Linked DNA regions of Homo sapiens: region 1 is linked to region 2. A link is an interaction called in ENCODE POLR2A ChIA-PET data of the cell type or tissue named here. Cell type or tissue: B cell. All regions are shown on one strand.

Region 1 (5,000 bases), 120 kb before region 2:
AGGTGAGTAGGTGTTGAAGTTTTCAAACACGGCTCTAAGATTTTTTTGACATCCCTACATTCGGTCTATGTCCCCTTCTCCTGAATCTGGCCTTTGGGACTGCTTGACCCATAGAAGATGGTAGAAATGACACTGTGCCATTTCTGGGCCTAGGCCTCAAGAAATTGGCAGTTTTCACTTTCTGCCTCTTAGGATGCTTACTTTCTTACTTTTGGAACCCAATCACCATGCTGTGAGGAAGCCCAAGCTGCTTAATGAAAAGGAACTGACTGCCAGTGTCAGTGTCAGTGTCAGCTGTGTGAGTAATCCATCTTGGACAGGCATATGCTAGCCCCAGCTGAGCTACTCCAGCCAATACCTTGTAGATCACAGATAAGGGCTCCTCACTGAGCCCTGCCCAAATTAGATTTGTAACGCAAATAGATAATTGCTTTTTAAATTTTTGAGACAGAGTCTCGTTGTGTCGCACAGTCTGGAGTGCAGTTGTGTGCTCATGGCTCACTGCAGCCTCAACCTTCTGGGTTCAAGTGATCCTCCCACCTGAGCCTCCTGAGTAGCTGGGACTACAGGCATGCAACAACACAACCAGCTAATTTTTTATTTTTTGTAGAGGAGGGGGTCTCACTATGTTGCCCAGGCTAGTCTTGAATTCCTGGGCTCAAGCAATCCTCTCACCTTGGCCTCTCCCAAAGTGCTGGGATTACAGGTATGAGCCAATGCCCACCTGATGTTTTAAACCAGGGATGTCCAACCTTTCGGCTTCTCTGGGCCACATTTGAAGAACTGTCTCGGACCACACATAAAATATGTCTAATACATAAAATAGTCTAAAAATAGTTAATGAGCTAAAAAAAAAAATTGCAAAGGCTGGGCGTGGTGACTCACGCCTGTAATCCCAGCACTTTGGGAGGCCAAGGTGGGTGGATCACGAGGTCAGGAGATCGAGACCATCCTGGCTAACACGGTGAAACCCCATCTCTACTAAAAAATACAAAAAACTAGCTGGGTGTGGTGGCGGGCACCTGTAGTCCCGGCTACTTGGGAGGCTGAGGCAGGAGAATGGTGTGAACCCAGGAGATGGAGCTTGCAGTGAGCCAAGATCACGCCACTGCACTCCAGTCTGGGTGACAGAGCAAGACTCTCAAAAAAAAAAAAAATTCTTTAAAAAAAAAAATTGCAAAAAAACTCATAATGTTTTAAGAAACTATGAATTTATGTTAGGTTGCATTCAAAGTCATCTTGGGCCACAGTTTGGACAAACTTGTTTTATTTATTTGTTTATTTATTTATTTGAGATGGAGTTTCACTCTTGTCACCAAGGCTGAAGTGCAATGGCATGATCTTGGCTCACTGCAACCTCCACCTCCCGGGTTCCAGTGATTCTCCTGCCTCAGCCTCCCAAGTAGCTGGGATTACAGGCAGGCACCACCATGCCTGGCTAATTTTTGTATTTTTAGTTGAGACGGGGTTTCACCATGTTGGCCAGGCTGGTCTCGAACTCCCGACCTCAGGTGATCCGCCCACCTCAGCCTCCCAAAGTGCTAGGATTATAGGTATGAGCCACTGTGCCCGGCCACAAGCTTGTTTTAAACCATTAGGTTTAAGGGTGTTTTTTAATGCAGCAATAGAAACTAGACCAGAAGAGGCTTAACTGGGCTCTGGGCTGTGCCTGTGCAGGGTAAAAGGTTGATAGAGTGGATAGGCAAGGGATAGAGCTGGACAAGATTTCATTCCACATGGAGAAGAACTGAATCCTATATTGTTGGGCTGAAATGAAGAGATATGGACTTAAAGAAGACAAGTTAGGATGGGTGTGGTGGCTCACGCCTGTAACAATCCCAACACTTTGGTTTGCTGAGGTGGGTGGATCACCTGAGGTCGGGAGTTTGAGACCGGCTTGGCCAGCATGGCAAAACCCCGTTTCTACTAAAAATACAAAAAATTAGCCAGGCATGGTGGCAGGCGCCTGTAATTCCAGCTACTTGGGAGGCTGAGGCAGAAGAATTGCTTGAACCCAGGAGGTGGAGATTGCAGTAAGCCGAGATCGCGTCGTTGCACTCCAGCCTGGCAACGACAGAGCAAGACTCTGTCTTAAAAAAAAAAAAAAAAAGACGAGTTACTCATTGTTCATAGGAGAAGGTTAGGCAGGAAAATGTAGAAATCACATCAGTTTGAGCTATAGGTCAGTATCCAGATGTTCATGTTAAAAGTAGAAACACAATTCAGGCCAGGAGAATAGATTTTAAAAATCTGTTATGGCAAATAGGGTAGTCTACATGGGCACATGAGGATTCATGATCTGGGAGATCAGGCAACAGGAATCAGGGACTTAGGTGGAAAGTCTGAATGCAGGAGGAGGTAAAACCAGCCCCAAGAACCCTTTGTATTAGTTACAGTGGGGATGGGGACATAAAGTGAAGATCTTAGATAAGGATCAAATTATTCCAAGAATGGAGCTCCATGGTCTTTCATTGGGCCTAGAATTGAGATTAGTATTTAGCTCAAAGATGGGGGTGGGGGATAGTGGTAGAATCAATGACCAAGTATGGTGTGAACTAATAGGCACTTACCATTAGTTAACATAACTAGGGAATAAAGATCCTTTAAGCATATTTGAGAATATTAAAATGAACATTGGGATCTCAAAAAATTTAACATTTATACTTAGGTTTGTCTTTTTTTGTTCTCAAAGTAAACTGATGTGTAGTTTTAAAAAGAAAATTGTAGGCCGGGCACGGTGGCTCATGCCTGTAATCCCAGCACTTTGGGAGGCCGAGGCACAAGATGCTGAGTTCGAGACCAGCCTGACCAACATGGTGAAACCCCGTCTCTACTAAAAATACAAAAACTAGCCAGGCATGGTGGCACGCCCCTGTAGTCCCAGCTACTCAAGCGGCTGAGGCAGGAGAATTGCTTGAACCCGGGAGGTGGAGGTTGCAGTGAGCCGAGATACGCCATTGCACTCCAGCATGGGCGACAGAGCAAGACTCCATCTCAAAAAAAATAAAAAAATAAAATAAAAAGGCAAGTCATAGCTGGAAAGGGTAGCGGGGAAGTGGTCGTTGGGGAATTGGGGAGAGTTAACGGGTATGAAAAAAATAGAATAAGACCTAGTATTTGCTAGCGCAGCAGGGTGACTATAGTAAAAAATAATTTTTTTTTTTGAGACAGTCTCGCTCTGTCGCCCAGGCTGGAGTGCAGTGGCCAGTCTCGGCTCACTGCAATCTCCACCTCCCAGGTTCACACCATTTTCCTGCCTCAGCCTCCCGAGTAGCTGGGACTACAGGCACCCCCCACCACGCCTGGCTAATTTTTTGTATTTTAGTAGAGACGGGGTTTCACCGTGTTAGCCAGGGTGATCTCGATCTCCTGACCTCGTGATCCGCCTGCCTCGGCCTCCCAAAGTGCTGGGATTACAGGCGGGAGCCACTGCACCTAGCCAAAAATAATTATTGTACATTTAGAAATAACTAAGAGCATAATTGGGTTGTTTGCATCACAAAGGATAAATGCTTAAGGTGATGGATACCCTATTTACCCTGATGTAATTGCATGCCTGTATCAAAATAGCTCATGTAATCCATAAATATATACACCTACTGTGTACCTACAAAAATGAAAAGCAAATTGTATACTAGAAGCTCCTAAAGAGGTTAGTGGTCATTAATGAAAGCACTAGATAAAGCACTTTGTGTTTACATAGGCATAACTGAATATCTGCTGATTGTTCAAAACCTTTAGAGTTGATCTTATTAGATTCTGTCATTCCATTGTTTAAGGTTTTTTCCATTCTGGTTTTATTCTAAAAGTAACTTAGAATACAGCTAAATTCTCAAGATGGGTTGAACTGTATCCTCTTTGCTTACCTTTTCAATCTCATTTCCCTACCACTCTTGCCCCTGGCTCACTAGGTTCCAGACATGTTGCCCTTCTTTCAGGTATGTGGAACTGCTAGACTTTCTCCTAAGTCAGGTCATTGCACAGGCTTTTCCCTGAATGGAAGGCATTTCAGTTTACTCTTTCCCTGGATGGCTTCTGTTCATCTTTTAGGCCTGTTTAAATGTTACACCCTTAGACATCCCTAAACGCATTTATGCCCCCTTTGTAATTCTCTCCTAGTAACTTTTCTTCATTGCTTTTCATGTAACTGTAATTGTGTATTTGCACTTTAGGTGTTCAGTGGTGGCCACTCCCATTACAATGTGACCTCTACCAGATGGGAGGACATTATGGATTTTTTCATGACTGAAGCTCGGGCACAGGAAAATGAGTTAAAATCCAATAAAGTGAGAGAAGGCAGAAGAGGCAAATTGAGAGAATTAAAAACACCTTTCAAAGAATTGCAGTCTCACAACTTTTTGGGGGAGGGCAAAGTGCTTTATTACATCTAAATGGTCCCAGATTGAGTCTTCTCTTCATGAGCGATCAAGAAGCTCTAGGATGTGCAGAAGTTGGAGCCCTCATACCTTGCTGGTGGGAATGCAAAATGGTGTAGCCGCTTTGCAAGTTTGGTAGTTCCTCAAAAAGCTAACCAGCATGACTCAATAATTCCACTCCTAGGTATCTAACAGAAATGAAAACATTTGCACACAAAAGTTGTACATGAAAGAGTACAGCTGCATTCATAATAGCAAAAACAAAAACAAAAAAATCCCCAAATGTCTACCAAATAATAAATAAAATGTGGTATATCCATACAAGGGAATGTTGTTCAACTATAAAAAGGAATGAAGTATACGCTATACTAAGGATAAGCTGTGAAGACATGCTAAGTGAAAGATGCCAGACAAAAGGCCTAAGTGATAATTCATTTATACAAACTGTGCATAATAGGGACATCTAGAGACAGAAAGTAGATTAGTGGTTGCCCAGTGCTGGGGAAGTAGGTGTGAGGGTGACCATTAATAGATATAGGGTTTTTTGGGGGTGATAAAATGTTCTAAATTTAAATTGTGGTGATAGTTCCACAATTCTGAATATCAGGTTGAGCATTCCTAATC
Region 2 (5,000 bases):
TTGACTAATTTTATTAGTTCATTCAGTCAGCAAGTATTTATTGAAGGCCTGTTACATGTTTGGTTGCTAGAGATACAATGATGGAAAATTCAGATAAAGTTTCTGCTCAAACAAAGAAATTAAATTGGCTAGACATGGAAATAGTGGCATCCAAGAGGGAAGGTCTATACATTAGTGCTGTTAAGGCCTATAGAACTCCTCTGATTCCTGTCATTATTTAAAAAACAAAACAAAACAAAACAAAACAAAAAAAAACCTTGGCGGTTTAGTTATTTCTTCAGTTCTGTGAGCTACCCAAGCATCCTTCCAGTCTTTCCAATAAAACGGACCACCTCCTTCTTACTCTTATTTTTAATTTCTTAAATTTGTTTTAAGCCAAAAAACCCTAACCAATATATAAATTGGACCTAGGGTGGGGTTTTATTATGTACTCAGCTTAGGTCAGATGGTTAGATGTCTAGTCTTATATCTAACAGATTGGCTATGAAGATGTGGAATTTGAATAAAAGTGATAGCTTCTTTACACGTCCAATCTTAGAGTAGGGAAATGAGCATTTCACAGCAGAAAGTTTTGTTCTGAACAAAACAGAGTCCCTTGTAGTGTATATCTATCATATATACTGCATTATGTTTGGTTAGGACTTGAAAATTTTATTTCATTGCATCATGTTTTTGATCAAGAATTTGTAGGAATTTTGTGCAACAAGAGGTTATAATGTTAATACGTATTAATATTCTGACCGAGGTTGAAGTCTTCATTCTTGAAAGAAAAAAAAAATGCAAAAGTATTCTGATCTCAGAAGATATGAAAACTATCACTCTTCAGAATTACTGGCTTTGTGTTTTGAACTAGCTCTTTCAATAGTTTAACCTTCAACTTTTTATACTTGTCATAACTTGTTTATTAAATGAATCACTATGTCACCACATTCTATACTGATTTACATAGAGAAGATGTTCAGTAAAAGTTGGCATGATTTAAATTTTACAACAATTAACCATAGAGTTTCATCATAAGATTGGTTTAAGTGCATTCATTATTGCAGTTGCAAGGTTATGAGTTGTTAATGTTTCAGAAAAATTTTTAAGGACCCCTTTTAAAAAACGTTTTGTGTTTACATATATACATACCTCCTTCATCCTAGGTTTCACTTTCTCTAGTTTCAGTTAGCCAAGGTCAACCTTGGTCTGAAAATTGATGAGTACAGTATAATAAAATATTTTGAGAGGGAGAGAGAGAACATTCACATGGCTTGTATTACAATGTTATTATAATCTATTTAATAATTATTTTTTTTTAAGAGATGGAGGTCTCATTCTATCGCCCAGGCTGGAGTGCAGTGGTGTAATCATAGCTCACTGTAGCCTTGAACTCTAGGGCTCAAGCCATCCTCCTGGCTCAGCCCCAAGTAGCTGGGATTACAGCCAAGAACCACCACACCTGGCTATTTTATTATTGTTGCTGTTAATCTCTTATTGTGCCTAATTTGTAAATTAAACTTAATCATAGGTATGTATAGGATAAAACTTAGTACATATGTAGTGTTCAATATTGTTTGCAGTTTCAAGCATCCACTGGGGGTCTTGGGGCGCATCCCCTGGGGATAGGGTGCTGGGACTACTGTGTTCCTTACACAGTTTCATCTAATGTTAACATTTTGCATAACCATGGGACAGTTATTCAAACTAGGAGGTTGACATATATGTTATTAACTGCAGGCCTTATTTGAATTCCACGTGTTTTTCTTCTAATGCCTTTCTTCTGATCAGGATATAATCCAGGATTGCACATTAGATTTAGTTGTCTTTATTCTGCAGTCTATAATAGTTCTGCAGACTTTTTGTCTTCTATGGCTACACTTTGAGTTTGTACAATGTGCTCTCATGATTGGGCCAGAGTTATGCATATTTGACAACAATATCACAGAAACAATATGTCTTTTGTCATGGGGTTCACGATGTATGTCTTCTTTACTGGTGATAGCAACCTTGATCACTTGTTAAGGTGGTTTCTGCTGGGTTTCTCCACTGTAAAGCTATCTTTCCATTTGCAGTTAATACATTTCTTGGGAGACACTTTGAGACTATGCAGATAAAATCTAAGGATCTTTCTTTGTTCTTAAATTTTTTTTTTAATTTGTGTAAATTTATGGTCTTTTTTTTTTTTAAATCTAACTAATTACCAAGATCTATGGATTTATCATTCAAAATCAATCTTTCCTTTTTTTTGGATCAAGTTTAGATCAGTTTCCTTAAATTCATTTTATCATTCAATGATCAAGTATGCTAAAATGAAAAACGCTAGGGATGCGAAAATGAACAAGATGTAAATCTTGTAGTATCACCTAATAGTAGGCCTTGGCATTAGACAGATCTGATTTCAAACCCTAAATTCTAATCTTGGAGTCCTGTGAAGTTGTGCAAGTTGCTTACCTTTGTTGGGCCTCAAATTACCTCACAGAATTATTAGTAAGGGATAAATATGAAATTCTAGAAAGGCAAAACTAGTCTACAATGCCAGTACATTGTTGATTGCCTTGGGCTAAGAGTGGGAAGTTGACCCAAAGGGAGCTGAGGAACCTTTTGGGATGAAGGAAATATCTTCTATCTTAATTTTTTTCCCAAAACCTTATAGTGTACATTTGAAGTGAGTATATTTTATTGTAGGCAAATTATATTTTAATGAAATTGATTTGAAAACCAAGGTGGTTCTCCTTGAACCCAGTTTTCCATTTAATGGGATAAAATATGATATGTAGAATTCATAAGTCTTAAGGTTTTAGAAATCAGTCGTCTAGCTCTCCCTTATCCAGAGGAGTCTTGTGACAATTTAGCATTTGCAGAGCAATTTAAGAGTTTAAGTCTATAGTTGTGACAGAGTAAGAAATATATTTTTGGTCCTACCCCCAGTTCCTGACACAGAGAACATGAAAGCCCTTATAATTTCCTGAGTTGTAGGAGTACTGTCCTATATTCTGTTTTAATATTTGGTCATTGACCCTGGTTCCTGTCTCAGAACTCCTAAATCCCTTTAAATTTTTGGGGTGATAGTAGAGTCTTTTGTTCTAATGGGGTGACACTTGGGCTCCTGCATAGCTTCAGAATGGGGGCTGGTCACCAGAAAGTCCACACCATAATTAGAACCTTGGAAATTTCAGCCCCACTCCCATCTTCTGGAAAGGGGAGAGGGACTGGAGATTGAATTAATAATCGATTATACCTACATGATGAATGCTAAAAATTATTAAACTGTGGGATTTGGAGAGCTTCTAGGTTGCATTGAAATGAGTCCAGAGAGGCCATGGGAGTTCTGTGCACCTCCTCTACCTTGCCTTACACATCTCTTCCATTTGGCTGTTTCTGAGTTGCATTCATTATAATAAACTGGTAAATGTAACTAAAGTGCTTTCCTGAGTTTTGTGAATTGTCATAGTAAATTATCAAACCAAATGGAGGATGTCATGGAAACCTCTGATTTATAACCAATCCAAACAGAAGTTTGTGAATAACCTGAGGACCCTTACTTGGAACTGGCATCTGAAGTGGGAACAGTCTTGTGGGACTGAACCTTTAAGCTGTGGGTTCTGCACTAACTCTGAGCAGAATTGGGTTAAATTGTAGGACAGTCAGTTGGTGACTGCAGAGAATTGGAGCATTGCTTGGTATGGAAAACCCACACATTAAGACCCACTGGTGTTTCTGTGTGAGTATAGGAGAAAAACAATGTTTTCATTTAGTAGTCATCGCATTTTGGCATGTCTTTAGGTCTGAGACTCTCAAGTTATTCTTTTTCTTAAGTAGATTCCAAACTCAGGATCTTTCTGATCTCTTTTGGTCTCTTTAGAATCTTTTAAATTGATTATCTATGGAGTTTGATTACCTAGAGGTTCAAATTGACTGAAGTCAACTTCTTGGGACTCCTTTGAGTACAGAATTTTATTCTTCCCTTTGCAACCACAGAACTGGCTGGATTCTGGTGAGCTCCTGAAAGTTATTATTTGGTAATCTGTAGTTTTTAAGATTTGTTCGGTTGGCATACCCTTATGTATCTACATGAACCTTAAATTTAATTTATTCTCTTCCAAAGTACTCAAAGACTTTGGTAGAGAAAAAAGTTTTATACGCATATTTTAAAATCATGTTACTTTCCATGTGATCTAAAAGTCATTTTCTGTGGAAAAGAGATCAGTGTTTTAAAATTATAGCTTTTTCTTTTTTTTTTTTTAAGCTTTTCCTATTTTGGTGGTAGGCAAAGGAAGAAGTACTGTTGTAATTTATAGTGCTCAAAATGCTAATTGGCTGCATAAAAAAAGGCACCTTAATTTTTCTTTTCTCTGATTGAGATAAAATTATTTGGTAGCTCTTAGAAAGACCAAAGGCTGAGGGGAGGAAGCTGAAATGATGACATATAGCTATGTAGCTACTAATATATGTAAATAGAAATTCTGAATCTGTAGATAATCTAAATGAGACTGCTTAAAGGGAATGGCAGAGCTTTTGACTCACATGTAGTTAGTGTAGTTAATAAAATTTTGTTGATATCAAGATGGCATTAAACTGTTGGATAAATTCTAAATATGTGTTCAATTTAAATCTGAGGTAATTTTTACAGTTTAAGGCATTGTTTATTTTATACCTTTTACCAAATGCTATGATATGCTTTTAAATGTAACTGATGGCATTTAGTAAATCTTTATATGTATTTAAAAGCATTATCAATGGAAAAGTTTATAAATTTTGTTCTCTGGTTATACAACTGTGAGAGCCTATTTTAAGGGTGAAGTACAGGGGCTAGTAACTAAAAATCACGACCTTTCTACTGGCTATTTCTACAGGCTGTAAATTTTGGCCAAATACTTTGGAGGATTTAAATAGTTCTCATGAGATTCAGCTTTACAAATCCAAATTTAAAGTGCCATGGCAAATGTATCTTTGGTATTTTTTGTCCTAATTATCTAGCATAAAACCAAAGTGTACATTTATTAAATGCATTATGATTA

The links. Peaks named below come from ENCODE experiments on the same cell type or tissue, not always from the same donor. Only the 100,000 strongest peaks of a DNase experiment are listed, where the experiment ranks them.
Region 1: POLR2A ChIA-PET joins it to region 2 with 7 read pairs; 3 of 35 experiments call an interaction of 5 or more read pairs at or near these places.

Annotation. Positions count from the first base shown.
Region 1 is chr1:86,854,225-86,859,224 of GRCh38, forward strand. No RefSeq gene overlaps it. Among named protein-coding and RNA genes, the nearest start is that of SELENOF, 57 kb to the right of the region's middle. In B cell, no CTCF peak of the experiment used is centred here; no DNase peak of the experiment used is centred here; H3K27ac peaks cover 816 bases.
Region 2 is chr1:86,971,068-86,976,067 of GRCh38, forward strand. The region is part of intron 1 of HS2ST1 (heparan sulfate 2-O-sulfotransferase 1); the gene reads left to right. LOC124904211 (a long non-coding RNA gene) reads left to right here. Exons shown (of 2, transcript XR_007066207.1): 1 at 1-3,976. Among named protein-coding and RNA genes, the nearest start is that of HS2ST1, 59 kb to the left of the region's middle. In B cell, no CTCF peak of the experiment used is centred here; no DNase peak of the experiment used is centred here.